Linked DNA regions of Mus musculus: regions 2, 3, 4, 5, 6 and 7 are each linked to region 1. A link is a loop called in an ENCODE intact Hi-C map of the cell type or tissue named here. Cell type or tissue: heart. All regions are shown on one strand. Region 1 holds the start of Gm34974 (a long non-coding RNA gene). Region 2 overlaps Tle3 (transducin-like enhancer of split 3). Region 3 holds the start of Tle3 (transducin-like enhancer of split 3). Region 4 has its middle 27 kb from the start of Gm33643. Region 5 overlaps Gm51680 (a long non-coding RNA gene). Region 6 has its middle 72 kb from the start of Gm33643. Region 7 has its middle 8.3 kb from the start of Gm34828.

Region 1 (4,000 bases):
GCTTGTGTGGAGTCAGAGACTGCTGAATTGAGCTGAGGATGCAGCTCAGGGACAGAGAGTTACTTTCTCCCCACTGAGAACGTGGCTTCCTATCAGCCAGGTACTAGACAGCAGCAATGGTGAACCTGAACGTATATATTTTTGGTGGGGATGGAGGGAGTTGAGACAAAGTCCTGCTATGTAACTTACTACATAGACCAGGTTGCCCTCAAACTCATGGTGATCCTCCTGCCTCTGACTCCCCAGTGCTTGGATTACAGGAAGGTGTGTCATCATACCTGGCTTCAGAATGGAGCATGTAGGATGGTATTTAGCAGAAACGGAGGGGGGAGTGGTAGTAGAACTGGGCTCTATGGATCATTCAGGCAGAGGGGATGAGATTCCTGAGGTCTGTTGCATGGCGTGGTGGTTAGAGTTAGCACTAACGTGTTGTAAACTTACAAAGTGTGAGCTTAAAACATTCTCACCGTGGAAAATAAGAATTGTGGGCGATGGATACGTTATTTATCTCCACTTGTTCTACAGTTATCACATGCCACGTGGTACACTGAAAATATACACCATCATCATCTGTCGGTTGATGATAGAAATAAATAAACTCAAGGGCTACCTGTGCCTTTCTCACAGGCGGCCTCCCAGGTACTCTGTAGGGCTGAGTCCGTGGCGTTCTCTTTTTGGGCAGCAGGGGGCAGCAGCGACTTGGGACTCGTCGGATCAGATCGGGTTTCCTCATTATCCAAGCGTCTTTGGCTCTTTCTGAAGTCTGGGAAAGAGGTGGAGTTCAGTTTTTTGTTTTTTGTTTTGTTTTGTTTTTTTAATTGAGTTTTACGAAGTCTCCAGGGAGCGCGCCCAGGAGGATCATCCGTATAGAGCTGAAAGGAGAGTGAGGACCCAGGAAGGGGAGCCGCATGAGGCTTCGGTGTGTGCGGCACAGGGTTCTGACTCTGGGCTGCCTGCGTTTGAGTTGTCACTCGAAACTGAGGTCTTGAGAAAGCCACCCACTCAGATGTCTTGTTTTCTCAGGTGCAAGGGCACTAGAGTGGCAGTGGCAGCTACAGTCAGGGTGATGACTTGACGTTGTGCCTGGCCTGGGTGGATACACCACCCATGTGTTCATTATGTCGAAGACCCAGCCAGCCATTTTTCCCTCCTAGGATCCTGTGACATTGGGAGATGTCAGCCTTTCTGGGTGCACATTTCTCAGGAGGACAGCTGGTTCCACAAATCTCCAGAAATGCTGTATTGAGATTTGGCTCAGCCTGTGCCTTCTCTAGGATGCCTGCAGGGATGGACCCCATCACCCTGTTTATCATAGTAAATTCTTCAGTGCTGTGAATTCTTCTTGTTGCCTACCCTTCCTGGCACGGACTCCACACATTCGACAGTATATGAGACATCATCATGGTTTCTGCTGCACAGTGGAATACCCCGTGGCAAGGTGACTGTGAGTCTAGCAACTAGAGTCAGGCCGCCTGGGTTGAAATCTTGTCATTGGCTTTTGCCAGCTACATGATTTGAGGCAAAATGCTCTATGCCCGTGAGCCTTAGTTTCTCTGTTGTGCCTTGTATCCTAGGGTGATAATTGAAGGAAAGCAGGTGATGGCTAGATGCCTATGGTGTCTGTTTAGCCAGAAGAGGAAGTGGGTCAGGAAAGAGAGGGTCTGTCTTTGGTACTTGCCAGACTCTGGGTGCTAGACATACAGTCTTGTCACCACCACCCCCCATCCCTGCATGTGGGGTCTGATTTGCAGATGAGGAACTTAAGACTCAGTTTACCCACGCCTGAAGAGTAGGAAGAGCTGGAGTTAGGGTGCCCTGCCAGTCTCTGACAGAATCCAGAGTTGCTCTTTTCCTTATTGGTGGCTGGAGGGGTGGGAGAATACGAGGGTGTTTTGTCCTTTTTGTCAAAGACTGGAAGACCAGAGATGTCCACGTTTCCCTGATTTTTTCCCCCAAGCTCCAGGAGGGACTTCAAGAGGGTAAAGGAGTTTAGTGAGAAAGTGGAGATCAGGATCGTCTTTTGAACAGTGGGAACTGATCCAGCAGGAGGGAATGAGAGTGGGCAGCAGGGGGCGCCGTGGCACCAGCAGAGAGCCGCTGCTTTCCAGAGAAGGGATGGGCTTTTCTGAAAGAGGCTCAGCCTGGACGAGGCCAGTGAGGGAATTCTGCCTGAGAGCTGAGGACCGGAGGTTCATAAGGTAGGTACTTTGGAATCTCTTCTTTCCTCTTTCTTGATTTGTGACTCTGGGTAAGTCTTTTAACCTCTTGCAGCTTTGTCGACCTGCCTCCCCCCCCCCCCACCGTGTGTGTGTGTGTGTGTGTGTGTGTGTGTGTGTGTGTATGTGTGTGTGTGTGTTCATGCATGCATATGTGTGAATATGTCTGCAGAGGCCAAAGGTCAGCCTTGAGTGTTGTTCCTCAGAAATATATATATATATATATATATATATATGTATATGTATATATATACATATATATAAAATTGTGTGTGTGTGTGTGTGTTTTGTCTGCATGAATGTCTATGCACCATATGTGTGCCTGGTGCCCACAGAGGCCAAAAGAGGGCATCAGATCCCCTGAAAATGGAGTTACAGATGCTTGTGAATCGCCATGTGGTTGTTGGGAATCAAATCCAGGACTCGCTGGCAGAGCAGCCAGTGCTCTTGACCACAGAGCCATCTCTCCAGCCTCCAATCTCTCACTTGTCTGGGATGGGGATGAACGTTGAAAGTGATAAAGCTAGGTACATATTGTGTGATTCTACTTTCCTAGATGACACAAATCCCTTGACCTGGAAGTGTGTGAATTCATTAGTCTCTGGGAAATAGGGGGTGAGAGTCTGAATGTGTGTGACTAGGATGCTCTGTGGAAGCAGAGGTTAGCATCTGGGGTCCTCCTCTGCTGTTCTGCACCTGGGTTTTTGGGATAGAGTGTCTCATGGAACCCAGAGCTCACCAATTCAGCTAGGCTTGCTGGCCAGCAAGCACGCGTGATGTCTCTGTCCCCCTAGTGCTGGGGTGACAGCTGCTCGCAGCCCTGCTTGGTTTTTGAGTTGGTTCTGGGGACCTGGACTCAGGTCTAATACTTACTGAAACCTCATCTCCACAGCCCCTTAGTTTCATATTTGAAAACTTTTGTTTTTAATATTTTGATTTGTTTTGTTTCAGCAAGGAAAAATTTATCTGAGACAGACTTTCATATATTCCAGACTGGCCTCAGACTCACTATGTAGCTGAAGATAACCTTGAAGTTCTGATCCTCCTGCCTCTACTTCTAGAGTTTTGGAGTCATGGGTATTAGTCACCATACCCCACTTTTCTATTATTTTTCAAGGGGGAAAATTATATTGTAACTTGTCAGGGCAAGTCTCTTAACCAATATTCTAAAATCTAGGAAAAACAGACCAGCGTGTTTATATGCGCTACACACAATCATGTCCGGCTGTAAAAAGCTTATGGCTTTGCTTCCTGGTCACGGCAAGACTAATAGGGACATTAACAAGCGGTCACTGGTCACTCTGCACAGAACTCTGCCATTCAGCGTTAGCAATGGCCAAGGGCACCTTTCCCTTCATCTCACCTTCAAGTAATTTAGAATACAACTTAATTCAGTCTACTAATTGTTTTAGGGAAGTCCCTCCATCCCTCTCATACATACTGTTTTGTTTATACCTCCTGGGTATACCTGAGGTTGTGCTCCGTGCACAGGAGGAGGCATGCGCCACTGATGCCTTCCAAGCCTGCAAGACCTTACTCGGTGCACTGGGAAGAGACCAAGAGGTCCAGGGCCTTTTCCTGATTCTTGTGGTGACTGTGGCAAGATTCAGTTGGGAGGTCAGGCTCCCTGGGTTTAAGGTGACTCTGGGCTTTGCCTCAGGACCTCAGGTCTGTCCTGGAGCTGTGCTAATTAATGCAGGGCACTGGACTGGTTTACTGGACAAGTCATTTTGCATATGGACACTGCTGGCTGCACTCAAGGAGTTGTCTGTGATCCTGTCCCT
Region 2 (4,000 bases), 520 kb after region 1:
ATAGCAAAGTGGAGAGCCGGGCTGATGAGAATTAAATATGGGGGAGGGGCAGGTCATACCCAGTCATTACAGAATTACCAGTATGAGAAAGGAGACAATGCCACTTTGGGGAATAGAGTTCAAATCAGAGCAGGATGGTGGGGAAGCAGACAGGGGGGGCCACACATTCGCAAGGAGCCTCCCCCTCCCCCACCCCCTGCCAGATGGACTGGAGCCAGCCCTGGAGAGCCATATGGGGACAGAGGGAGCCACCGAGTCGTGACTGTGAGGGTGGAGAGGCCTTCGGATAATGCTGTGCTGTACAATATCACCACCTTCTCAGTTCTCAAGTGCGGCCCCTGCCCTCCCCCAATCCACTCTTCCTGACTGTGGCTTCCTAAATGTACTTCACTGCCGTCCCAGGAGCTGTTGTCACCTGGGAGGAGCTCTGGCTGCTGGCGTCTGCCTTTAACAACTCCCCTCCCACCCTCCCTGCAAGGCCCCACTCAAGTAACAGTCCTCCTCCAGGGACATCCTCTCTGACCCGTCTCTGCTTTCCCAGGAAGAGTGAAGCAAGTGTCGCTGCGGCCACATTAGCGCTTACCTCACCGCATCGCAATTACTTATTTAGAGGCCTGATGCCCCAGTGGAGGGAATGGTGTCTTATTCGGCTGGGTAACCAAGCCCGGGCCCACACCCAGCACATCCCAGACCCCTAATAACCGTTTTGGGAATGGATCCAACTCTCTCATTTTGCTGATGAGGAGACTGTATGCTCAGCCACAGAGAGAGGCTGCAGACCAGCAGGCAGCCCACAATGACAACCCCCCACTTCCTTCCCAGGGCTCTGTGCAGTGTAGGGCCACCCACCCGCCCACAACCCAAAGAAGGAAACCCTCACGTGTTTACTGAGCACCTATTACACACTGTGTGCTTGGCAAAGGGGCATCCTCCACTGCTCTGAGATGAAGTGGTTCATCTCAGATCCACGAGGCCAGATCACGGGCGAGCCCTGCGGAGAGCTGTTTATCTCCTCCTGGCTCCTGGTGTTCCTGGATTTTATACAGTGATGCAGAAAAACATTTTCCTATATGGAAAATGTTTTATATTTCTTGGCCAACTCTCTCCCCCTTCAACAATCCCCTTCAACAATGTGGCATTGAGGACCAAAAAGTAAAGGAGTCCCTAAGTAAATGAGATTCTTCCTGGGTGGAGGGAGAATTCTAAAGAGCAGGGAGAAAAGGAGCCCCGGTAACCACACAACCCTGCTCAGAAGAGCGCATGGAATAGTAGAATTGGGAGTAGGGCTTCCCAGCAGGCTTCTCTATCTTCATCTAGTCCTAAGGTCATCTCAATGGTCAGGTGTACAAGAAGGAAAAGACTCGGGAGGAGTACAGAAAGCTTTGCTCTGTACACTTCTATCGTCTACCACAGACAAGGGATCCACTGAAGCCTGAGATGAGAGGGTTAGGTCACCCTCTAGCTGGATGGGACAAAGTTAAAAAGAGCTTCAGGCTCAGTAATTCCCAAGGTACAGCAAAGATGGTGCCCTGCTGGGGAGATCACACAACCCCCACAATTCCAAGGTAGAGCAACAAGGCAGCTAAAGTCAAAGAACCCACGGTGTGGGGGAATGAAGGAGCTCCCGGCAAAGAAGTCAATCTCACCGCTCAACCCAGATGCCACACAAACAGGCACTGCCCCTAGTACCAGGGCCTGCATCCCCATCCTACTGCCACCAAAGCCTGTCAACTCTTTGGCATGGTCTTTCCAGAAAACTGTTGCCTATGGTCGGCCTTCAGTCCTCAGCCCTGTGCCGATGGCCACCTTGTGGTCAGGGTAAAACGGTGAGGGATTTATTTATTTATTTATTTATTTATTACCACCTTCGCCTCATCTGTGAACCTGCCCTCTGTCTTATTACCAAACACACAATCATTAGTTGTGCAAATAGCTGGCAAATGGGGACAGGTCTGTGGACACAGAGCATTCAGCTGACACGGTTATACAACCCCAAATGGGGTACTTTGGACTTTGGTGGAGCCAAGTTTGCAGCCTGAGCCTGGCTGGATAATAAATAGCATGGGACAAGCAGAGGTAATTAAAGACACAGCATGCTACGAAGTTACGGAAAGGGGCTGGCTCCAGAGGAGTCCTGGGGTAGGGAGGGCAAGTCTGCAGTACAGCATTCGATCCCACCACCTGTGACTGTGGCAGTCTGGGGATGCCAGCTCCAGTCTCTCTGAGCCTACTTCCTCATCCATGACTTCAAAGGTTTGGATGAGAAGCCAAAGCGCTCGCTCTTCCAGCTCTGGGGCTCTGGGACTTGCTTGGGTTACTGAAAATAGTGACTGTCTAGTATTGGCATGATGCTGCCCCCAAATCAAAATGCCTCAAGTCAGCTTGCCAAACATCAGTGCTCACCAACAGAGGGTGAAAGGCCAGCCTCCCGGCTGGCTTCCTCCAGCACCACGCCTCAAAGCCACTGCATGACAGTTGCTCTGGAGTCTGTTTCTAAGCTGGCTTTGTCATCTGCTGCTGACACTGGAAAGGCACTACGGGAACAAGACGGGAACTGATGGGCCGGTCGGTCAGCCATCATCGCCTCCTGGCCCTCGCTGAATCATCCTTGACACTCTGCCTGGAAGCAGGAGCCTGGGGGAGGTGGTGACCTCTTCAAGTCACAGGCCAGGCCTGTGATTCTGTAATCTTTGCTTTACCATAATTAGGGAGGGAGGCAGAAGAGTAGGAGGACCCATTTATTACTTCTCTGAGATTTGACAGCTTGGAAGAGAGATTGGGGGGGGGGGGGGCACAGCCAGGGACAGAGCCAGCCACAGTGAGTTTAACCTCTCAGTAAAATAAAAACGGGCTGGACGTACCTCATCAGCTGCCCTCTGTCAATACCAGGGACCATCTGGCAGAACGAAAGGTTCTCAGCTAATTGGTATTTCCCATGGAGCCAGTGAAGAAGAGCTTTTGAAAAAAATATGTGGTGGTGGTGAAGTGCGTGTGTGTGTGTGTGTGTGTGTGTGTGTGTGTGTGTGTGTGTGTAGGTTGAGGATGACTAGACAGACTTTTCCCAAGGTGCTAGCTCTGTAGACTATCTATTATATAAAAGTACATCCAGTCCCCACCCCCACCCCTACTCGCTTAAAGATGAAGAATCCAGCCTGTTTGTTCCAGGCAGATGTAATCACACAGTCAAGTCTAGAGGGCAGGACACTGCATGAATAATTCAAGCACTCCAGTCACTTGATTGTGTGTGCAGATAAAACACCAGTCAACCGCTAAACAGGTCAGCTGATAAACTTGTTTGCTCAGGCCTAACCACCATCCGCCAAATGCACCCGAGACCCACACTACAATTAGTGGCAGGGTTTTCTTCTACAAAACCTTGCAAGCCTAGGGAGTGGCTAGCACGCCATTAGGTCAGGGGTGTACTGCCCTGTTTCCCAGTCAGGGTTTCTCCACCTCTCTGCCTCTTTGTTCCTCCACAGCCACAGGGTGAGTTCACCCAACCCAGAGACTGCTCAGCCTGCATTCAAGCCGGGAAGGGGCTGGAAGGCACCTGGAGCATGGCAGCTCAGCTGCAGAACCCAGAGGCTCTGAAATAAGCCCCTAGGTCTTGCCATGAGGGCTTCCTGGATACCTTGGTCTCCCCACCTATAAAAAAGAGGGTAAGGGTCCCTCTCTCCCACCCCTGGCTGAGAGGATGAACGACAATGTGGCCAGATCTCGGGCATTTTCTCATCTGAGAATCCTATGTGAGGAATGGCCAGATATCCCAGATGAACACAGCCGCTCTCTGCACAGAAGTCCCACCACCAAGAGAGCATTGAGATGCTTAGCTCTTCTGAGTTCACAGCATCCCCGGGGCTCAGAATAGCTTTGCTCTGTCAGCCAAGGTGACTTCTTTGTGCCAAACAACCATGTATTCAGACGCGGGCAACACCACCCATGCAGCCCTCGACATGCAAGGACATATTACACCTTAATTAGAAGCTCTTATAACAACAAC
Region 3 (4,000 bases), 530 kb after region 1:
GGCCTCCAAGTGGCAGGGAAGAGGAAGCTGAAGAAGGGAGCCCTCCAGGGGGCTGTCCTGAAGCTGGGCCTAGCTCGGGTCTGCGACTGTCCCAAAGCCTGGGTGCCCTGCCCTGCCCTGCCCTCCCTCCCTCCGCCCTGCTGCGGGCTGCCTCTCACCATCACATAATGGCGCTGCATCTCCGTCTTCTCGTTAGCCAGCTTGTCATACTCCACTTTGAGGCTGTGAGGGCAGGAAGAGACTCTCAGGCCTGGCGCTTACACCGCCTCCTTCGAGACCTGGACCCTAGGGCCTAGGAGGACCACTTCACTTGCCCGGCACCCTGAGTAACCCATTCTCTAGCATCCTCCGGGCAGTGAGGGTGGCTGCCCACCACCCGGAGCCTAGCAGTACCAACTCCAAACTTCCCTTGATCTAGCGAGGGGACTCGTCTCGGCCACGCGGGGGCGGGCCCGGACGAAGGCGCAAGACCCCGACCCTCGACAGGGCGGGCTTTAGGAGCTGGGAGATCGCAGAACGCAAAGGGTTAAGGCTGCGCGCTCGGTGAGGGGAAACAAAAGGCGGAGGCCCAGCCGCCCCGCAGCCGGGGGTCGACGTCCCCCTCGGCCCCGCGGGGGGGGGGTAGCAGGAGCGCGCAAGGCCGCCCTCCTCGCCAGCCCGGGGCCACCCCCCACCCGCCTTACCTGTGATACTGAGCTTGCAGGAACTGGAATTCGTCTTTGATCCTGTCACAGGACTCGGCCACAGTGAATTTAAATCCCGGCTGCCCGGGTTGATGGGGTGCCTGGAGCCCACAAGGACAACATAGGGGAGAGGAGTGGGCACATCAGAAGGGCTCCACGCGGCCCCGTGCCTCCTCTGGGTCCCTGGCCCCCTCCCCGCCGGGAGCCTCCGGCAAGGCCACCACCCCACAGCCCAGAACCTTCCCAGCAAGTTTTTCAACGCTCTCCCGACGGGGCCCGGAAGCGGGCATCCCGACCACCCCCAAAGCCAAAAGGGCTCTGGCGGCCAAGTGCCGAGAGCGCGAGTTGGAAGACTTAGGAGAGGGGCCGGGGCGGAAGCCAGCGTCCCCCTCCAACGCAGGCCGCCCGGGCCACTCGAGCGCAATTACCCTTGGCTCTCTACGGCGCCCCCACCCACCCAGCCCCTTTGTGTGAGCGCACACACGCGCGCGCACCATAAAGGTAGCAACAAGCAAAATGGAGGTGCTAGATAAACTGCCTCGTTTACCCTGCCATGATAGATGCTTAAATAAGCCTAGTTGCAATTACTCACCGGATGTCTGCCTTGCGGATACATGGCAGGGAGGGGTCGCGATTCCGAGAGCTTGGAAGCGCTGAGAGCCCGAGCCGGGGACGTGCGGGGGAGGGGGGAGGCGAGCCCGAGCGGGGGGCGGCCGGGGAACCGAGAGCTCGCCCCCGGCCCCCCCAGCCCGCTCTCGCAGCGAAATCCCAGAGTCGGGCGTGCGCCCCAAGTGCAGACAAAGAGCGGCGGAGCGAGCGGCAAAGTCGTCGGCGGGCTCGCGCTTTGTGCGCCTAGGGCTCGGCCGGCTGCGGCCGGCCGCCTTCCCCCGGCTGCGTGAACAGTGTCAGAAGCCGGGTCTGCGTGGACATCATCGGCTCCCTGGCGGCTCCAGTGCGGAATCCCGAGGCCGGGGGTTTGCGGGAAGGGGGATTCTCCTGTCCCCTCACGGGTCAATCAGGACGATGAGGCTGGAGGGGGGCGCGTCTGGGCAGCCCGGAGCATCCGGGGCGCGCGGGTCAGATCCCAGAGGCGGTCGGGCCCGGAGCTCGCGGCGAGAAGAGAAAGGAAGCAGGCCACCGAGGTGACGGCTTGAGGACCGTGGGTGAGGGCTAGAGCCCAGCGAGGACGCTTCGACGCCCCCCCACCCCCCTCGGAGAGGAGAGCCTGCTGTTCCGTCTGCTCCTGCCGCCGCCGCCAGCCCTTCCCAGGGTCGAGGAGGAACTCCGGGCTCAGTCGGTGCAAATAATGAGCCGTGGCATCCTAACTCCAGCCGGCATAGGAAGCCTCGGCGAAGGGGTCCTCTGCTTTCAAGTGGATCGGCCGCGTCTCTGGCGAGGAGCGGTCTGCGTCCTGCCGCCTAGGAGCGCGCAGGCTGGAGAGCACCGGAGGGGGAGACGTAGCCCGAGCCCGGGAGCTCTGCGGCTTCTTTCCTTCCTCCCAGCCTGGCTCTCCTCTCCGCGCCCCGACAAACCCCCAAAACACACAAGCACACGCACTCAACACACACACGTACACGCACTCAAAAAAAAAAAAAAGTGCCTCGGACCTGCGGATACCACACACAGACAGGCGAAGGGGGCCGAGCACGAGGTCTGAACTGCCGCGAGAGCAGTTCCAAATAGGGACTGAAAAGTAACAAAATAATGTGGCGGCTTCGCCTAGCGTTGGCCAATGGGAGTGCGAGGCTCCCACGTGGGGCCACGGGACTCGGACTGCGACTGGGCGCCGCCAGGCGCGACGTCACAATGCCCTCTTGTGTCTAAAACTATGCATGAAAAGTAGCAATCAGGCCCTACCCGCTGGTGACTTTCGCTTGGGAGTGAAAAACAGCGCTCCTCACATCAGGAATTAACCGAAAGACATATAATAAATAGATATATATTATAGTCCTGGGCTGCTAGGTTTTTTTTCTTCTTTTTTTCCCACGATCTACTAGCAAATAATTATTTGGCGGGAGGGGAGAAGGAGAAAACGAGTAACAACAAAAGGGGGGGAAAAAAGGACAAGCTGTACAATCCTTAAAACCTGTGGCTGGTAGTAATGGATCAGTTGATTCTGCAGAGGCGGCGAACGATTGCCCCCCTCTAATCTCATTAGGGTTGCAAAGCAGCCCAATTAGATACTATAAAACAAACAGAATCACTTTGTCAGTTTAATGTTTTCACTTCAAAAGATTTAGGACCGATAAAATGCTGGCACCCAAAGTTACCTCCGACCTCTAAGACTGTTCTCCAAACTGAGTTTCTCTTTCTTTTATCCGTTTCTGCCCCCTCTCCCACCCTTGGGCGCCCCGCTTTTCTCCTTTGTTCATTCGCCCTTCTTTTCAGAAAGCCAAATAAACAGCGCCTCTGATGCAAGGCGGCTGCCGGCGAGGGGGAAGTCTGAGAACTCTGGCTTGGCGGGCCGCGCAGATGGAAGGGCCTGGCAGTCTGCGGACAACAGGCTCAGTAGTGCGGCTAGCCCCATTTGGGGCTCTTGCCCTTTGGGGACAGCTACGTCCTGGCCGCAGCCTTGCCAAGGCGGGTTCCTCAGCAGTGCTCCGGGCCCGAGATGGTGAAGAAGGGAAAGCACGGAGTTGGGGCCCTCCTGGCTACGACCCAGAGTTCCGACCCCGTTTCTTGGCCTGATGGCCTGCCTGGGCACATGCATCGGCAGCCACCCGTGGAAGAGCGACTGCGAGCCTGGAGCGTCCCTGGTCACCAGCATAGACACCCAAGGAGGCGTAGATATTCGACTCTGGGGCCCATCTGCTCGCAGACAAGGGTCACGTCAGGGCACACTGCCCACCCTAGGTCCGCCGGCCTCGGAGAACCAACGCCGAGTGGGCCGCCCAGGTGTCCTCGGGTCCCTCCCGGCTTTCCCACCAAGCTTGCACGCAAGCACACGCTCCTGGCCCGTTGCGGGCGCGCGCGAGCCGGCCGCGCGCCCCCGGAATCTATATTTTCCCCTCATTAGGAGCCTGAGTTTCGCGTTTGCATCTTAATGAGTAGCTGGGAGCGCGCGGGGACCTCCACGTGAGCGGCCGCCCCGAGATGGAGCCTCTCAGCGCCCGCTCCGGCCTCGACCACGCTCCCCTCTTCATTTATTTATTCTCCTAAATAAAAACATAAATCGTGTACGATGCGCACCGAAAAGGGGGAGGGGGCAGGGAGAAGCCTAGCTCGACAGATGCGAGCATCTGGCCAAAGCATCCATTAGTCTCAAAATGGCTCCTCTTTGGAGCTTCCCTCTCCCCTCCCCCTTCTCTGCCCTCCCC
Region 4 (4,000 bases), 1.0 Mb after region 1:
GTGTGGTGTCTACAAAGTCACAGGGAAAACCATCGGATACTGCTCATGCCGCTGTTCTGGGTCATGAGAGTCAGGATCCTCTCAATTTCTTGTAGAATGGTGGGCTTCTTAAGTCCAGGAGGAGGAGCCGTCCCTACCAGGACAGTGCACGGCCGGGGCTTGTTAAGTCCACTCCTCTAGGGACTATCTCTACCAGGCAAGCCAAACAGACCAGCCAGTCTCTGTCAGGCCCCCCACAGGATCCTGCAATGAGAGGACTCTATGTTTCCTTGTGCAAACTGTGTTAGTTCATTTTGTGCTGCTGCAACAGAATGGCTAAGTCTGGGTTACTTATAAGTTAATGAAAATTTCTAAGCTTGTGATCTGAGGGCTGAAGTCTTCAAACAGCATGCTGTTGGCACCCTGCTGAGGGCTTTCTGGCTGTGTCCCAGCAAGGTAGAGAAACAGAAAGAGAACTGGCCATACGTAGAAGAGGTCACATGCAAAGGCAGGAAGATTAGGGACCAGCGTGCCTCTTTTTCTATAACTGTTTTCTGGTAGAACAAAGAAGGGTACCAAGAGAACTATGTTAATCTCTTCAAAGGTGATGGCCTTCGGGCAACAACATAATTATCTAATTATCACTCACTAAGGTTCATCACTTGAAGGCGCACCACCTCCGCAAACTGCCTCACCTGAGACCCACCTTCCAGCACTTAAAGCACAGCCCTGGTCTGTAGTTTGTGGTCCTCCAGGATTAACCGTGGTTTAACCTTTCCTGTGTCCTGGGCAGAAGCTTATCCCACTCTGATACCTGACAGGTAGTAGAATGAAGAGAATCCAATAGGGCGCTCATCTTTCTGTCCATCAAGGCCAGCAGGGTACCAGCTCATGGTCAGTGTCGGAGAAACAACTCAGGGGCCACTAATGTGATTGTCCAGATCACTGGGCTAACAGACACCTGCCTTTAGGAAAGCCCACCCTCATTTCTGAGTATTAAGCAAAGTCCGCAGCCTTCCGTTCATTGTAGCCTAATCCTCAAAAGTTGAACGCCCTGAAAGTGTCTAATTATACATTTTGCACAAATTCCAGAGGCCAGATTTAGAAAAAATAAGCATTGTTAACTTGATCATTTTCTTTTCCTTGCCATATAGAATGTAAAATCTGAATATTCATTCATTCATTCATTCATTCATTCACACATACACATAAACACACACATACCCCATAGATTTTCTTGCAACATAATTGGGATCAACAGTATCATCTTCAGTTTGAAATTAACAATAACTCTCCTTCATTAAGAGATTATCATTATCAGTTGGTAAAAATGCTTGCTGCACAGGCACAAAGCCTCAAGCCCTCGGAAGCCGGGCTCAGTGGTGCATGCCTGTAGTTCCGGTCCTGGGAGGTGGTTACAGGCTCACTGCAGCTCCCTGGCCACCCAGCTGAGTACAAGTTCAGGAAGAGATCCTGTCTCAAAAACAAAGGTGGAAAGCAATAGAGGAAGACACCCCTCATTGACCTCTGGGTTCCACTGGCCTATGCACACACGAGACTGTGACACACGGAGTCTTTGATGGTACCCGTTATGGTCAGGGCATAACATTACATCACCCCTGGGTTCCGTGACCCATTACCCATTACCCTCTCGGGACATGCTAATTCTGGGGCTGCACTGCCATGTGGGGCTCAAGAATCTTTCCCCAGACTCTCCGTGCAGTTTCCCCCTTCCCCACCTTCTCACCACACCTGCACACTCCTTTCTGGTAGCCTTGGTGTGTCTGTGCCCTCCCTTCTCTTCCTGCTGCTCACATCAAGGGTTCCCTGTTATCCCTATGGACTGGTTCCTGTGACTCTTAAGTCTTCACAGTCCTGCTGAGGCCACCATGGCTCTCTCCTGCCACCTCCTGCCCACTTGCAATATCTGTGACACTCACATAACCCTTCCAAAGTAGGAGGACTTGGGAGCAGACAGACTTAAATCTGCATGAAGAAATTTAAGGGGGTTAGGAGTCAAATACCCACACCGTTTCTTCTCAAAAATCGACACTGAATGCTGACAGACCTGCCCTAATCATGCCAAAATAAAACCAGAGGCCTTTGTCTGGAATATACTTAGTACGATTTCATATGAGGCTGTCTGACTAAACAGGAGGAGAGGGAGAAAGGACAGGAAGGGAGGGAGGAGGGAAGGAAAGGAGGAGGAAAGAAGGGGAAAGAGAAGGAGGGAGAGAGAAAGGAATGGAGAAAGGGGAGAGAGACTGGGAAATGGAAGGAGGAAAGCAGGAGGGAGGAAGGGAATGAGGGAGGGAGGAGGGGCATGAGGGAGGGAGGAAGGGAATGAGGGAGGGAGGAGGGTGAGCAACTGATCTAGGCACCTCAGCAAGACAGAGCTCAGATCAAAATGAGGAAAAGGCTTTATAAAAGAAATTGTCCTGCAAGGAAGCATGCTGTCGGGAGGTCACTGCTCTGCTGAGGCTCAAGAACAGGTGACATCCCTGTGACCCATGGAGCTGTAGTCCCCTCTTCTTAAGAGGCACCTGGAGAAAGGAAGCCTCGGTGAGCCCTCTTTTCTGGGGTCACTTGGGGCGCAGAGGCAGAGATGCGTGGTTACTTCCTAAGGTGAGTCCTCAAATAGCATCTAAGGCCGGTTTCACTAGCTCTTCATTCATGACACAGAGAGGCTCTGGGACAGTCACAGTGTGCCCCACACTCTCTAAGCCAGAGGCCTGAGCTCCCATGGTTCTTTTCCAACACCCCTGTCTGCAGTCATACACACCATGGCCACTGCAATAGACACTTGGGCAGCACTCGTTCATCTCTCCCTCTAGCCTCGTGCAAAGAATAATCAGCAGAGGTGACACACGGGTGCCTGAAAGGACAGTTCCATTTGTACTGGGGAGAGAGACGCATGAAGAAGGCAAATTCCTGAAGGGCCCAGGCAGAGGACTTGTGGAAAGACATAAAGACACCAGAAGGGACGAGACTAGGACAGGAGTTTGAGGGAGCAGCATTTAATATGTCAGTAGCCTTGTGTAGTCAGACAAGGGCTGAGCAAGGTAGGACACAAAGCCAAAGAGGCAGATGGCGTTAAAAATTCCTATTCTGCAAATTAAAGAACTTGGGCATCATTGCAAAGGCCATGCAGGACAACAGTGAGAACATGGAGAAGAGAATGTGGTGGCAGATCCCCAGTGACAGGACAATTTGGTGAGAAGCATGGTGGCACAGAGACAGACACCGGTGGAGGCATCCCACCCAGGATTTTCATCATAGTGTGTGGGTCAGGAGGAGGACAGGGGTCTACCCAGAAGTGCTGCTGCATGGATACCAGTAGGTCTACGAGCAGGATGGATTCTGGTCAGCCCCATGGTTTCCGATTTGGACACCTCACATAGATGAGAGAGCCATTGCTCTAGAATAGTCCACTAGTCTTTACTAGTCCACTTGCACAAAACGATACAAAACAAGCCAGGCACACCACCGACGTGGCAATTCTATTCAGAAAGGGACCTTAAGAGGCCAGATGTAGCAGATCTAGCTGAAGGCAAAGCGAGTCTTAACTGGTGCGGATGACAAGCGTCTTAAGTGTAGCCTTGAGTCCATGTGTAAGCATCATTGCTGAACCGGCTTCTCATTAGACTCATGAATATTAACTAATCACCCTTATCGTTCCTGTCATTATAGCCCCATCTTAGTGTCATTGACTTTACAATCAAGTCGCTAGACCAGAATGCAGAAGTCTGAGGAAGAATTTGACAGAACAAGAGAAATGCCGCTCAGTCACAGAGAACCTGTGCATACACTCGGGGCCTGGCCACAGCTTTTAGGAGACATTGGGTTGTCTCCCTTGAGGATAGGGCTAAGTCTCTTCCTGTATGAGGCTGGCGAGGGTGGGGTTTTGCTTTGGTATACTTTGAATTGTAAATGTGGACAGAAGGGACATAGTTGGTTCAGAGAAACCCTACAACAAGCACCGGGCCACATTGCAAACTTACATATGTCACAGTGGGTGATG
Region 5 (4,000 bases), 880 kb after region 1:
CCTGAAAATTCTGTGACATCATTTTTCTTCACCACTGCATACTATTTCATCATGTATATGTGCCAGATCCCCATTATCCACTCATCGGTTGATGGACGCATAGGCTGGTCACGTTTCCCTGTTATTGTGAACATAGCAATGGTATGCACATAGGCATGCACACGAGTGTGCAAATGTCTCTGTGGTAGGATATGGAGTGCTTTGGAGTCTAGGAATGCTAGAGCCAGGACACATGATTGTTTTATTTTTAATGTCTGGGGTTTTTTTTTGTTTTTTGAGAAAACTCCAAACTGGTTTGCACAATGGTTGTGCTGACTTGCACTCCTGCCAAGAGTAATGAAGGACCCTTCCCTTCCTCTCCAACCTTTGGGGTCAGATTTCTTAATGGTATCCCTTCTGACTGATGTGAGCAGGTGTCTCAAAGAAGGGCTTTTTTCTTTCAAGATTTTTTTTTGTTTGTTTGTTTGTTTGTATGAGTATTTTGCCTGCATGGATGTATATGTACCACATGGGTGCAGTGCCCGTGGAGGCCAGAAGAGGGCGTTGGATCCCCTGAAACTGGAGCTGTACTCCATTGTGAACTGCCGTCTGGGTGCTGGGAACTGAGCCCAGGTCCTCTACCAGAACAGCAAGTACTCCTAAAGTAGTTTTAACTTGCCTTTCCCTGGTAACGAGGGATGTTGAACACTTTTTAAAACACTAATTGGCTATTTGGCACAGTGTCTTGTAGGAGGCTAGACAACCCTGAGCTTATGCTGAGCGCTCTCTGAGTGCTCTTCTCGTACCTGAGCTGAGCACTGTGGGGTCGTGGTGCTCACTACCCTGCCCTAACGGCAGCTATGCCCACAGAGAAGAATTCCCAGGGCGCAGCAGCCACCCAGGGAATGCACTGAGCTACCCCAGAAACCCCAGCAGTCCAACAGCATGTGTGCTTTGGCCTGACTTAGGAGCACACCTGCACTGGTGTTCTTCATTCAGGAGAGCTAGCTCTTACCTGCCCACAGGCACTGAGCCATCCCACTGGAGACGCGACCCCAAGCCAGTGAAGCCTGCTCTCTGTGTTATGCCCTCTCTTCCAAAACCCACACCCGCACACCCACAGCTAAAAGACCAGATAATGATTCTCATGGCAACTCCCGTCATGTGCTCTTCTCCAGTCTTCCTATCCCATGCCTGTTCGCACCATGGAGCAGTCTGACAAGGGCTGGGCTGCCCCTACAGAAGTCACCCTGCCTGCCGGCCATTCTGAGCTCCAGAAGCCTCACATATCTCCACGCTGTTCGACACACCCATTCCATGCGTGAAGGTACAGGAGGTCACCTGACCTACTAAGGATATTCACCGAGGCAGGCTTGAAACTAAGACCCAAGTCTCTTCCCAAACCCAACCCAGAGTCTCTGCCAGGTACCAATCACCTACCCAATTTCTTCCACAAGCTCATCTGAAGTAAAGGGCTGGAGATGAACCTTCCAGAAGGGAAAAAGGAACATGCGAAGATAGAGAAGAACCAGCCACTCTCTGGATCTGCAGGTCACAGAATCCACAGGAAAACACTCCACTGTCTCTCTTGTTCAGCCTGGAGGCCCCAGGATTGCAAAAAAAAAAAAAATCAGTTTAGCCACTGACGTGCAAGCCTGACCCCTAGTGACCATAACCTCAAATTGCATGCCCCACCAAGTGGGCCTGTGAGGTCCAGAGGATTGGCACTCATTTGGCCAGCAGAGACCTCAGGATGGTGCCCCGCCTCCTCACATTCCAGGTCAAGTGACCTTACAAACCTAGACAGCCGGGTCTCACTAGTCAACCCCCCCAGATGCTGCCACTGAACCCAGATTCCTTACTTAGGACACTGTCTCTCCCCACCTGCCCTAAAACCCTTAGAGTCTGGGTCATGAGAGGGCAGGGAAGGCACCAGAATGTGGTCTCCAGGACAGCCCATGTACAACAAGTGAATTATTTCATAGTTTTTTTTTTTTTAATGGAGGAGGAGTGAGGAAAGGAGGGAGAATACCAATATGAGAGAATTTGCTAAAGTGTGAGGCTCTAGGGTCAATCTCCAGTACTGAAAAATGTATTTAAAATAAATACATCTATGCAAAATTCAATATCTTATTTAAATAAACAAACATATTTAAAATTAAATCCCTTTAGAAGAGCTCTCCACCGTTGCTCCCAACAGCATGTAAAGAGCAGACTCCTGAGCTCAGGGATGCATGGGTGTGAAGGGGTAGACTGGGCATGAGATTTTAGTAAGGACCGGGGCAAGGTATGCACTTGCATTTGAACTTCAGAAAAACCATGAACATGACACTTGGAACACACACATTCTAAGGAAGGCTTTATCTTCTATCTAAAATTTAGGCCCAAAAGTTCACCCCTATTTTATCTGGCAACCCTAAACTAGGTAGCACTGGGAGAGGAGAGAATGGTATATAGGGGTTCCTAGAGTGACCTGAAGTCCAGTCGGTGACATAGAAGACAAAGAGGAGGGGAATGAAGAGGGAGGCCCAGACTTCGGGAAGATGGGAGCCACTGCAGGCTTGCACGGGAGATAGCCTGCTGGTGTGTCTTTTCTTGTGGATGATTCTGATGAGAGCAGAGAGAACTGAGATTGGGGCACCCCAGATGCCTAAGGAGGGCAGGCAGGATGTGAGTGTGAGGGAGAGCCGCTTGCCCAGAGAGCATCTTGATGGGTGTGGTAATGTGTTCTGGATACAGTCTGCAGTAGAGTTGGTTGAGGTTCTGTCTTCAAATGCTGCTCTCTTGAAGCTCATGTCTTCTCGCCTCAGTCCGACCTCTCTCCTTGTGTGCTCTCACACCATTGTCTTCTGACTACAACTAGAAGGAGCAGAAGGAAACAGCTGGATTCATCTTCACTCACTCAGGGTCCCTAGGACACCCAGCCACCATCCCTCCATCACCACCAGCAGCCAGAGAGAAGCCCTTCCCTTCCAGCCAATCAGATGCCAACCAGGAAGGGTCCACCTTCCAGCCTTCTGTAGGCAAAGGTCCCAGTGGAGGCTGAAATCCACTGTGGACAGCTGGGGACCCAGGGCCCTCCCTCCAGCTGCACCCCAAGACATCCCTGTCTCTTGGAAGACAGACAGCTCGGTTTCTACTCTCACTCAGTGGTTGACAAACCGGTCAGGATCAGAAGCGGAAGGAGAAGAGGAGCCTGGAGCAGCACCAGGAATGTGTCCCAGTCTCCACTTGGTGAGTTGGCTCCTCTGAGTGTTCATCTCCAAAGGATCTGTCCATGATGCTTTGCTCTCATACAGGAAGACGTTCAGAGAGTAGCTTCTCGGCTCATCACTTGACGTCTGTCTGCAGCTCTTCTGCCTGTCCTGCTTTCCTCCTAGAGCCGTAAGCTCCAAGGGGCCGGTGGGCACTCTGTCCCTGGCACGTCAGAGACACCTGCTGATGCTCTTGTGAGACAGTTTCCAGCCAAGAGGGACTCTGGATCCCCCTCTGATCTCTCTTGCTTACCTGCATAGAAGCAAGCCCCATTCACAAGGGCCTGTAGGGGTCTGCCTTACACACACACACACACACACACACACACAAGCTCAAGGCTGGAATAGTCTATTTCAGCCCTGCTATCAGATGCTCAGAGGTCTGGAAGGTGAAGAGGCAGGAGTGCAGGGCCATAAACCTCAGTTCTGCTTCTAATTCTGCCATCTTATGGCTTTTGTGTGTGTGTGTGTGTGTGTGTGTGTGTGTGTGTGTGTGTGCCTGCATCTGTATGTCTATGTGTATGTCAGCGTTTGTGTGTGTGTCTGTGTGTCTGTGTCTGATTGTGTGAGCCTGTGTATGGCATCTGTGTCCTTGTATGAGTATCTATGTCTGGGAAAGCGTGCTGGACAAGCCATTTCATTTCCCAGCCCTCAATAAACGGAATAAAGGGGCCAGCAAGATGGTTCAGCAGGTAAAGTCTCCTTGCCACCGAGTCTGAAGAACCAGATTCCACCTCCAGGACCCACACTGTGAAGAGAATTAACTC
Region 6 (4,000 bases), 960 kb after region 1:
GGCAGTGGATGTCAAAGCAGAGTGACACATGCCTGGGGCCCCTGGAGGCTGTCGTCTGTGAAGAAGATAAGGAAATTAGGTGCAGAACCTGGAAAGGCAGAGCTGAGAGGGACCCAATCAAAGACACCAAAAGTCGGTAGCAGGCAGTGACAGATGAACTGGGCCAAGTACCTCACCCTTACCCGCATGTGCTCTGCGACTGACAGAGCAAGCACAGCACGCACCCCACAGGGAAGAACCTCACCTTGAAGCTGAAAATAGGTGGTTGGGGGACAACTACAAGAAAGGCCAAATTTTTTTCAACATTAATTTTTAATGACCTAACTCATAAAAGATTCAAACATTAAAGCTAAGATGAAAATCACTGGGCTCCAACCTCAGTTCCCGGCCTTTCTCCCTCTCCTCCTAGAGGAGAGTAGCCTTCAGGTTCCCTGGTGAGGTTCCAGCTGATTCTGCTTATTTGCCCACATAGAGCTGCGGGCCTGAAGGAGGGATGTATTGTTTCCTAGGGAGTTTTGTTTTCTTGCTATTTGCCGAGGTGCATGAATGGGCCTTACACCTGCAATTTTGCTGTTTTCCATTCCATTATCCAATGGTTCCTTTGGCCATCCCCCTATCACGAACACTCAGGAAAAAAGAGTATGAAGATCAATATCAAAAACATAAGTATTTGGGACTGGAGAGATGGCTCAATGGTTAGGAGGACTTGTTGCACTTGCAGAGGACCCAGATTGGTTCCCAGTACTCACCTTGGGCGGGTCACAACCATTTGTAACTCCAGTTCCAGGAGATCCAATGCCCTCTTCTGGCTTCTGCAAGCACGAGGCACATACACAGTGCACAAACATTCATGCTGGGACTCTAGAATCTAGATGACCCTACAGGCAAGTCTCTAGTCTCAACGGGGAGGATCACATTTTGGAGATCAATGAAACTGGCAGGTTAATGCCAGCACTCATAAAACCCCTGTTGGAACCCCAAAATTATATAAACCAGGCAGGGTGGCACATGCCTGTCATCCCAGCACTTGGGAGGGGAAGGCAGGAGGATCAGAAGTTCAAGTTTATCTTCAGCTACATAGTAAGTTCAAGGCTAACCTGAGATGAGATGAGATATTGGGGGGGGGGGGGCAAAGGGGGGGGGAGAGAGGTCGTGTGTGTCAATTAATGAGCCCCAGCACACATGACAGCAGATAGCTTGCAGGTGGGTGAGAGGAGACCCCATTCCTTACATTCTTCCCCAGATCATGTCTGCCAGGGCTTCTCTGCACACCCCAGCCACAAGCACACACCCCATTCTTGCCTCTTTGCAAGCCTCACTTCCATGTTACACCTTTCATTCATACCTGAATGTGGACGGCTCAGCCCAGGCTACCTTCCATAAAGCAAGCACTAGGTTGGAAGGCAAGTACCAGTGCAAAACCAAGAAGGATGCTGGGGCCAGCAAATGGGTTCTGGGCTGGCAGATGGGTGGTCAGCACATCGTCCCCCCATTATTTTTTTTAACAGTTCTCTGGATCCTGAATTGGTTGCCTGCACTAGATATCCAGTTTCTTCCTCAAAATGTGCGTCCTGTCTGAATCTTGTGTGTAGCCCCCTAAATCTAGAGAAGACACCAGAAACACTTTATGTGGCCCTCAGCATATTGTGAATCATTGCTACCTCTCCAGGGTAAACAGAGACTTTAGCATAGCGGGTGATCAAGAGTCTCTTTTAGTCCTTGGGTAGAAGGTCGAGACCAAGCCCTGGTTCCATCCCTTCACCTCTCTAATGGGGGAACAGGCCCAACAGAGGAGGAATGTGCCTAGCTCCCAAACTGCATGGAAATGCAAGCCTGACTCTTGCCGCAAAGCAAAACAGATTAACTCCTCCTGGATTCCTGCGTGATCCTTTCCAGCAAAATACAGCTGTAAAGCCGCAGGCAAATCTTTTCCTAAGTGGAATCACTCATGGGCTTTGGCCTTTGATGGGAATTATTTGCGCAGACTCTGTCTGGGAGGACCCCGAGGCCCCACATCATAGACCCCCATGATGCTGGAGAAATGCATCCTGCCCCCACTAAATGCAGCACAAGGTTCCCTGGTGGACGCAGGTCACTCCATGGGGGCTGTTGCCTGTTTCTGCCCGGCTTCCAGTTGCTCTCACATTTCTGGGAATGCCTTTGAAGTCTGGAGTCCGTTTCTCCCTTTCCCGGGCTTGGTTGGATTGCAGTGCCTCACTCCCTACTGGTGGGATCAGCCTGGTTGGAGTCCCACCCAGGCCAGCTGCTGCAGCGGTGCCTCTTGCTCTTGTCCACAGCGCCCCCTGCGGGCAGATCTCGGACCCTTTCCCTGTACAGCCCTAGTCCCTCCGAAGGAGAGACCAGTTCTCCTGCCACAGCTGCAGATCTCAAGAACTCAGGAAACAAAGAGGTCAGGAACCAAAATAAACTGGGCATCTTGGAGCCCAAGTCATCTGGGACACTGATGGCCTCTGTGAGCACAGATGGAGGGCCTCTCAAAGACTCCCCAGACTGCTGCCAGGACTACACATCCATAGCAACCTTTCCCTCCAGGCTGCTATCCCTTCCCAGGTCTCTATCCCTAGGTCCTCTGCCCAGCATCTCCCTCTGTACCTGACCTATATATTCACAAGAGTTCATGCTAAACGTCAAAGACAACCTCCACCCGCCCCACCTCCCGAAGTCTGCGTGCTACCTTCCCAGGCACCTATTTTGTAAGGTGACAGGTGGCAAATAGCACAGCTAAAAAAGCCAGAGCTGCCCTTTAGCAAGTGCTGGGCTCGATTCCAGTCAGCTCAGACAAACGGAAGAATGTGTGACTTTGGACATCCTACTTGCCCCTCTCAAGGCTGTTTCCTCCCTTTGAAAAAGGAAAGGATCTATGTGGACCTGACACCTCTCTGCTGTCTTCCCAAACCCCACACAGCACAGCAAATGCATTGCCTATCTCAGCAAGATGGCGTGTGTGCACACACTCACACAGACACACACAGACATAAACACACACATACAGACAAAAACATACACTCACACATACTCATACACACATACACACACACACACACACACACACACACACACACGTAAACACACACACACATACCCTTCCCACTCAGCCTTCTATTTGGAGTTATTCAGAAACAACACCAGGTGACCTTAGAGATGGGAAAGCTGTAAGGATCTCTGGAACAGCTTTGTCCTCTCTTGTCCTCCAAATCTCTCTGCCCCTGCCTGAGGAAAGCTGCCCACACTCCTACCAGGGGGGTTGTCTGAAGACAGCTCCCTTGAGTCATTCCCATGTCCTCAGAACCTTTGGTATGAAGGCCAAGATCTGAGCCTAGTAGAGATGGTTCTGGAAGTACGCTGCCTTCAACTTTACACCTTGCACATTCTACCTCAGAACTGATGCCCCCTTCATGGAAAGACCTTATGTTCTCCATACTCCATTTCACATGCAGAGTCTCCTTGTCTAAGGACACCTCCCCCTTATCCAGTGAACATGCTACCACTGACTAACATCTGCCCCCACGACCTTTCCCACCCCAGTAAGCTGTATTCCCTGTCCCTCAAAGCCCCCATACTCACTTCTGCTCCTTGCCTGAACTGCATTATATTAAGATGTAATGTGATGTTTTGTTGTTACAATTAGTTGTCTGTATTCCCCCTCTAAGTTGTCAACTCCTTCAGGGCTGTCTCATTCATCTCCAAATAACCCAGATGGCTCCTGGGATCTCCCAGCCCACTTAACTCTGTTTAAGATGAGCTTTGTGGCAGGCACAGCTAATTGACTCTCCAATCGCTATTTTTCAAGTTTTCCTTAATGATTCACTCCTGATTTTATATGGAGGCAATACGCCCAACTAAAGCAGTCATTTTACCAGACTCTCTTGCAGCTAAGTATGGCCACATGACCTATACCTGACAAAGTCACTGTCATTCCAAGGAAAGTTTATGACAAAAGGCAGATTCATTCACCTGTTTATTTTTTCCCCATTCTCAT
Region 7 (4,000 bases), 68 kb after region 1:
TTGTGAGCGTTGTGGGGGAGGTTAAAGGTTAGGCTTAGCATCTCCATTCAAGATCACAGTCTGTGATACCCACTGGACCTAGCCAGACATGAACATAATGTGGTGATGAGTGTGATTTTTTTTCTTTCATGGATAAGTGTGTGTAATATGTACGCCAGACTTGTATATATGGGTTTCCCATGTGTGTAGGCACGTGTGTATACGTGTACATGTACAAGCACATATGTGTGGCTGCTGGAGATTGAAGTGTCTTCCTTGATTGTTTTCTACTTTATTCATTGAGGCAAGGCCTGCCAATCGAACCCAGAGCTCTTTGATTGGGTTTGTCGAGCTACCCGACTTGCTCTGAGATTGCCCTGCCATACAAATTCTGGAGTTACAGGGTGGAGCTGCCATACCTTCCTGGCTTTTACATGGGCATCTGAATGATTCATGCACTGAGCCATCTCTCCAGTCCTGATGGCTTATATTGATTGTCACCTTGCAGAATCTACAGTCGCCTAGGGGACAAGCTTCTAGGCATACCTGAGAGGATCCAGACTAGATTCTCTGAGATGAAAAGAATCTCCCTAACTTGGGTGCACATTTTAGGGACTGGAGGCCTAGGCTGAAGAGAAGGAGGAAGTGAGATAAACAACAGCAGCACATCACATCTCCTTCCTGACTACCCTGGGTGCAACGTGGCCAGCTGCCTCAAGCTCCCACTCCCATGCCTTCTCTGCTGCAACGGGCTGCACACTGAAACTGTGAGCCGGAACAAACCCTTTCCCCTTAAGTTGCTTTTGCCAAGCATCGTGACACAGAAGCAAGATAAGTCATCAATCAATTCATCTGTTAAGGCTGGCCCTTTGGACCAGGAAGCCCCAGGTTAACAAAGACTGTGAAAGAATAGAGACGTGCCTTGTACACACAAGGTTTCCCATGATCTGGCGCAGAGTTGATACTTTGGCACATGCTTGGTGGACACACAAAGCCCACGAGGAGTGCGATGGCTGATGGCATGTGTTGATTTGCATATGCTACGGTGACTGGTGGTTTAGTCAGACACCAGCCAAGGTATCACAAAATATTTTATGTCCGAGACTAACATTTAAATCAATCAAGCCCACTGCCTGTTTCTGTCTAGGTGATTAGAAATCCAGTGGATTCCAGGCCGATGTTGTGAAGTTGAACTAGAGACTGTGATCTAGAGCCGAGGAGCCCCTCTCTTTGGCTTCTCTGGGGGCATATTGGTTGATGAAGAGTTGTCTTGAGCTGCACTTTATTCCAGGGACATCCTACCCATGGCCCAGGCATTGCTAGACCAGGCCTATGGTTATTTTGAGTGGCAGCAGGCAGAATGACATCATCTACAGAGTTCGTGATTGAGAATCATGCACTCAAGTTACAAAAATTGCAACAGAAACCACTTCATAGTATTTTAAGTAAGTTTAAAGTTTTGTCTTGGGCCAAATTCCCATATATTCTGGCCTGTACTTGCTGTCAGGTGGGTTAGACACTCCCGGCTATGTCATCTCGTCCCAAAAGCTTTAGGCACTGGTCAGCTCTGCAGACAGTGGACAGGGGACAGTTCACAACAGTTTCCCCTTCTCCCTTTCGACCTCCTTCTTTCTCTTTATATGTATATTCATGAGCGCGCGCGCACGCACACACACACACACACACACACACACAGACAGAGAGAGAGAGAGAGAGAGAGAGAGAGAGAGAGAGAGAGGAGAGAGAGGCATGTGTCTTTGTATGTGGCTCTCCATACCTAGCCATACATCTCTAGCTATTTTACTTCTGTGTTCTTTGACTCTTGGGGATCCTAAGTAGGGCAGAATTAGGGAGGCTATTGTCCTTGTGAGTAGTGATGACCTTGAACTACAAGTTGGGGACACTGGAAGCAGCCTCTGCAGAGAGACAGTCCATGATGGAGAGGAGCCTGTCTTACTAGCAGCTCTTTTCTGATCAGGGTCTCCCTAGGCATCCCAGATTGGCTGGAACTTGGGATCCTCCTGCCTCAGCCTCTCTGGGTGTGGGATTACAGATGTGCACTACCATGCTGGCTCACTAGCAAGCCATTCCTCTAGGTGGTCTGTCAACAAGACACACCCTGCTGATCTACCCCTGGCAGCGGTATCATGCTTTTTTGGATCCCCTTGGAAAATGGATGGAGGGGCTGTTATAAACTGGGACAACCCAATGGGGGCAGGTGCCATTCCCCAGTCTCCCCTGCCAGCCTTGGTGCCATCCTCCAGCTATGGTGCAGGAGTGTCAAACAGTAGAGGGCACCAGAGGCCTGTCTCTGCTGTGACAGCCTGTTTTGGTGGCATCAGGCATGTGTGGGCGAAGGTGGTGCGGCTGCTGTAGGAGGTGGTACTCTGTCGTAAACAGGGAGAGCTCCGGATTGCTGCTGTGCCTTTTTAACTGTAGTTTCATATGGCTGTATGAGGCCAACTACATCCAGTGGGCTACAGAGAGCACCTGGGACCAGGACCTGGGGGTGTGACGCGCCTTGGCTTCTCAGGAGTGGGTCTTACATGATTAGGTGCTTTTTCTCTCGGTCAGCTCTGCATTTCACTGCTGTGCGTCAAACCTGGGAGGGCAAGCTAGGAGCCAGGACAAAGCACAGTGGGGCGCAGTGTACCAACAGCCAGGCTGCATGGCCCAAAGTGATGAGGCTGTCCCCAGACTTCTTCTCTCCAGTACCTTGAGTTTCACCATCACACTTCTGCCCACTGGCTGCCCTACTCCCACCTCTCTACTCTGCACAATGTTCTGGTTTCAGGAAGAAGGGAAGGATGGAGGTTGGGGAGGGCGGCGACTGACAGTAACAGTTTTCACGGACAGATGCGCCTGGGGGTGGGGTGATGCAGGGGTGGTGCCATGTGGGATGGAGAGCTTCATCCTTGCTCTGCTTTGAACTGGTGTTCCGTTCCAGCAGCTGCATGTATGCTCTGCTGAGCCTTTCCTTTCCAGAGCTTCGGTTTCCGTCTCTGTAAAAAGGGGCTCAGGTGATCTGGGGTTCTCATCTGGTCCTTGTACCTTGAGGTCCATGTGTTGAGGATCAGGCTCAGGGAGGCACTTTGGTCTTGGGGAAGGGATGGGAAGGAAACAGACTCTGAGAGTTGTTAGCTGGCTGTGCTGTTCTGCCAGGAGTTGTTCCAGCCTCTGCTCCTGTTTGATCTCCTTTGGTGTTGGCACGTGGTCATGATTGACACATCTCCAGATCACACAAGACCAAGGTCAGGTGAAATCTGTCACCTCTAGCCCTGCTTGGCTCTCTAGGAAGAGAGGTTGTTAGTGACACCAAATTTCCCACACTCCCTATCTGTCTTCTGTAGGTCACTGTCCTTTACTTCCCGGCTGTGACCCCTCCCACATGGGCAGATGATCTGTCCTCCAGAATGTCAGGCATGATCTGTGGGCAGTCACCTAGGGATGGATTGGGGCGGGACATGGAACTGTTCCTTGGCACTCAGCTGTGGGGTACTTCTTTTTGGAATGACTTTGTTGTCCCTCCTCTAGGATGGCCAACTCCTGAGGCTCCAACCTCTTCATAAGGCTACTCCTGGGTGGGACTGGCTAGAGATGCAAGTCTTCCTCAGTCCTTCAGTCTATTTACCTTGGCTCAAGCTCTGGATGCTTGGGGATGTAGTAGGGAGAGAGACCACTTTTTGGATGTCTCCAGCACTCCCAGGATTCCATCCTAGAGTCTTAGAGTTCAGCAGTGTCCACAGAGCTAATCCCTCACCACTGGGCTTCGTGAGCACCCTGGATGGCTCTCAGATGCCTGTTACCTCCTTAGAGCTCCTGAGGTAGGGTGCTAGTGTTTTCCTCCTCTTCATCACTGGAGGCATCTTCAGTCCTTGTGGAGTGTCTTGTTATACCACTAGGCCCACCCTGCATCTGGTTATTTACATAGGCCCAGCAGGATGCAAAGCCACCGGGGATGAGACATATGGAGATGAACTGAAAATGGTCCCCGTGGGGCTGGGAATTAGTGGGCATAAAA

What was found. A loop is a pair of places that touch in the nucleus more often than their neighbours do. Peaks named below come from ENCODE experiments on the same cell type or tissue, not always from the same donor. Only the 100,000 strongest peaks of a DNase experiment are listed, where the experiment ranks them.
Region 2: it touches region 1 in a loop (2.3-fold over the local background); 7 of 42 quality-filtered maps call a loop at or near these places.
Region 3: it touches region 1 in a loop (4-fold over the local background); 7 of 42 quality-filtered maps call a loop at or near these places.
Region 4: a loop joins it to region 1, with 13 times the contacts of the local background. A loop is called at or near these places in 16 of 42 quality-filtered maps.
Region 5: it touches region 1 in a loop (6-fold over the local background); 15 of 42 quality-filtered maps call a loop at or near these places.
Region 6: a loop joins it to region 1, with 11 times the contacts of the local background. A loop is called at or near these places in 4 of 42 quality-filtered maps.
Region 7: a loop joins it to region 1, with 2.6 times the contacts of the local background. A loop is called at or near these places in 6 of 42 quality-filtered maps.

What each region holds. Positions count from the first base shown.
Region 1 is chr9:61,896,687-61,900,686 of GRCm38, reverse strand. It overlaps Gm34974 (a long non-coding RNA gene), which reads left to right and starts at 1,915. Exons shown (of 6, transcript XR_001779199.2): 1 at 1,915-2,198. In heart, CTCF peaks have their summits at 676 (motif pointing right) and 2,062 (motif pointing right); DNase peaks (open chromatin) are centred at 686 and 2,056; H3K27me3 peaks cover 2,879 bases.
Region 2 is chr9:61,377,198-61,381,197 of GRCm38, reverse strand. The region is part of intron 4 of Tle3 (transducin-like enhancer of split 3); the gene reads right to left. Among named protein-coding and RNA genes, the nearest start is that of Tle3, 6.8 kb to the right of the region's middle. In heart, a CTCF peak has its summit at 1,811 (motif pointing left); DNase peaks (open chromatin) are centred at 567, 2,397 and 3,377; H3K4me3 peaks cover 1,438 bases; H3K27ac peaks cover 593 bases; H3K27me3 peaks cover 2,142 bases.
Region 3 is chr9:61,370,737-61,374,736 of GRCm38, reverse strand. Tle3 (transducin-like enhancer of split 3) reads right to left here and starts at 2,371. Exons shown (of 20, transcript NM_009389.2): 1 at 1,276-2,371; 2 at 684-784; 3 at 159-222. The coding sequence starts at 1,299. In heart, CTCF peaks have their summits at 433, 1,299 and 2,493 (motif pointing left); DNase peaks (open chromatin) are centred at 1,026, 1,216, 2,426, 3,256 and 2 weaker places; H3K4me3 peaks cover 4,000 bases; H3K27ac peaks cover 4,000 bases.
Region 4 is chr9:60,893,547-60,897,546 of GRCm38, reverse strand. No RefSeq gene overlaps it. Among named protein-coding and RNA genes, the nearest start is that of Gm33643, 27 kb to the right of the region's middle. In heart, a CTCF peak has its summit at 1,885 (motif pointing left); a DNase peak (open chromatin) is centred at 1,846; H3K27me3 peaks cover 2,721 bases.
Region 5 is chr9:61,017,778-61,021,777 of GRCm38, reverse strand. All of the region lies in intron 1 of Gm51680 (a long non-coding RNA gene), which reads left to right. Gm5122 (predicted gene 5122) reads right to left here. Exons shown (of 3, transcript NR_040767.1): 2 at 3,188-3,396; 3 at 1,981-2,838. Among named protein-coding and RNA genes, the nearest start is that of Gm5122, 2.7 kb to the right of the region's middle. In heart, CTCF peaks have their summits at 536 (motif pointing right) and 1,656; a DNase peak (open chromatin) is centred at 1,680; H3K27me3 peaks cover 1,986 bases.
Region 6 is chr9:60,938,601-60,942,600 of GRCm38, reverse strand. No RefSeq gene overlaps it. Among named protein-coding and RNA genes, the nearest start is that of Gm33643, 72 kb to the right of the region's middle. In heart, a CTCF peak has its summit at 2,308 (motif pointing left); a DNase peak (open chromatin) is centred at 2,270; H3K27ac peaks cover 607 bases; H3K27me3 peaks cover 1,411 bases.
Region 7 is chr9:61,828,747-61,832,746 of GRCm38, reverse strand. No RefSeq gene overlaps it. Among named protein-coding and RNA genes, the nearest start is that of Gm34828, 8.3 kb to the right of the region's middle. In heart, a CTCF peak has its summit at 2,271 (motif pointing right); a DNase peak (open chromatin) is centred at 2,286; H3K27me3 peaks cover 1,715 bases.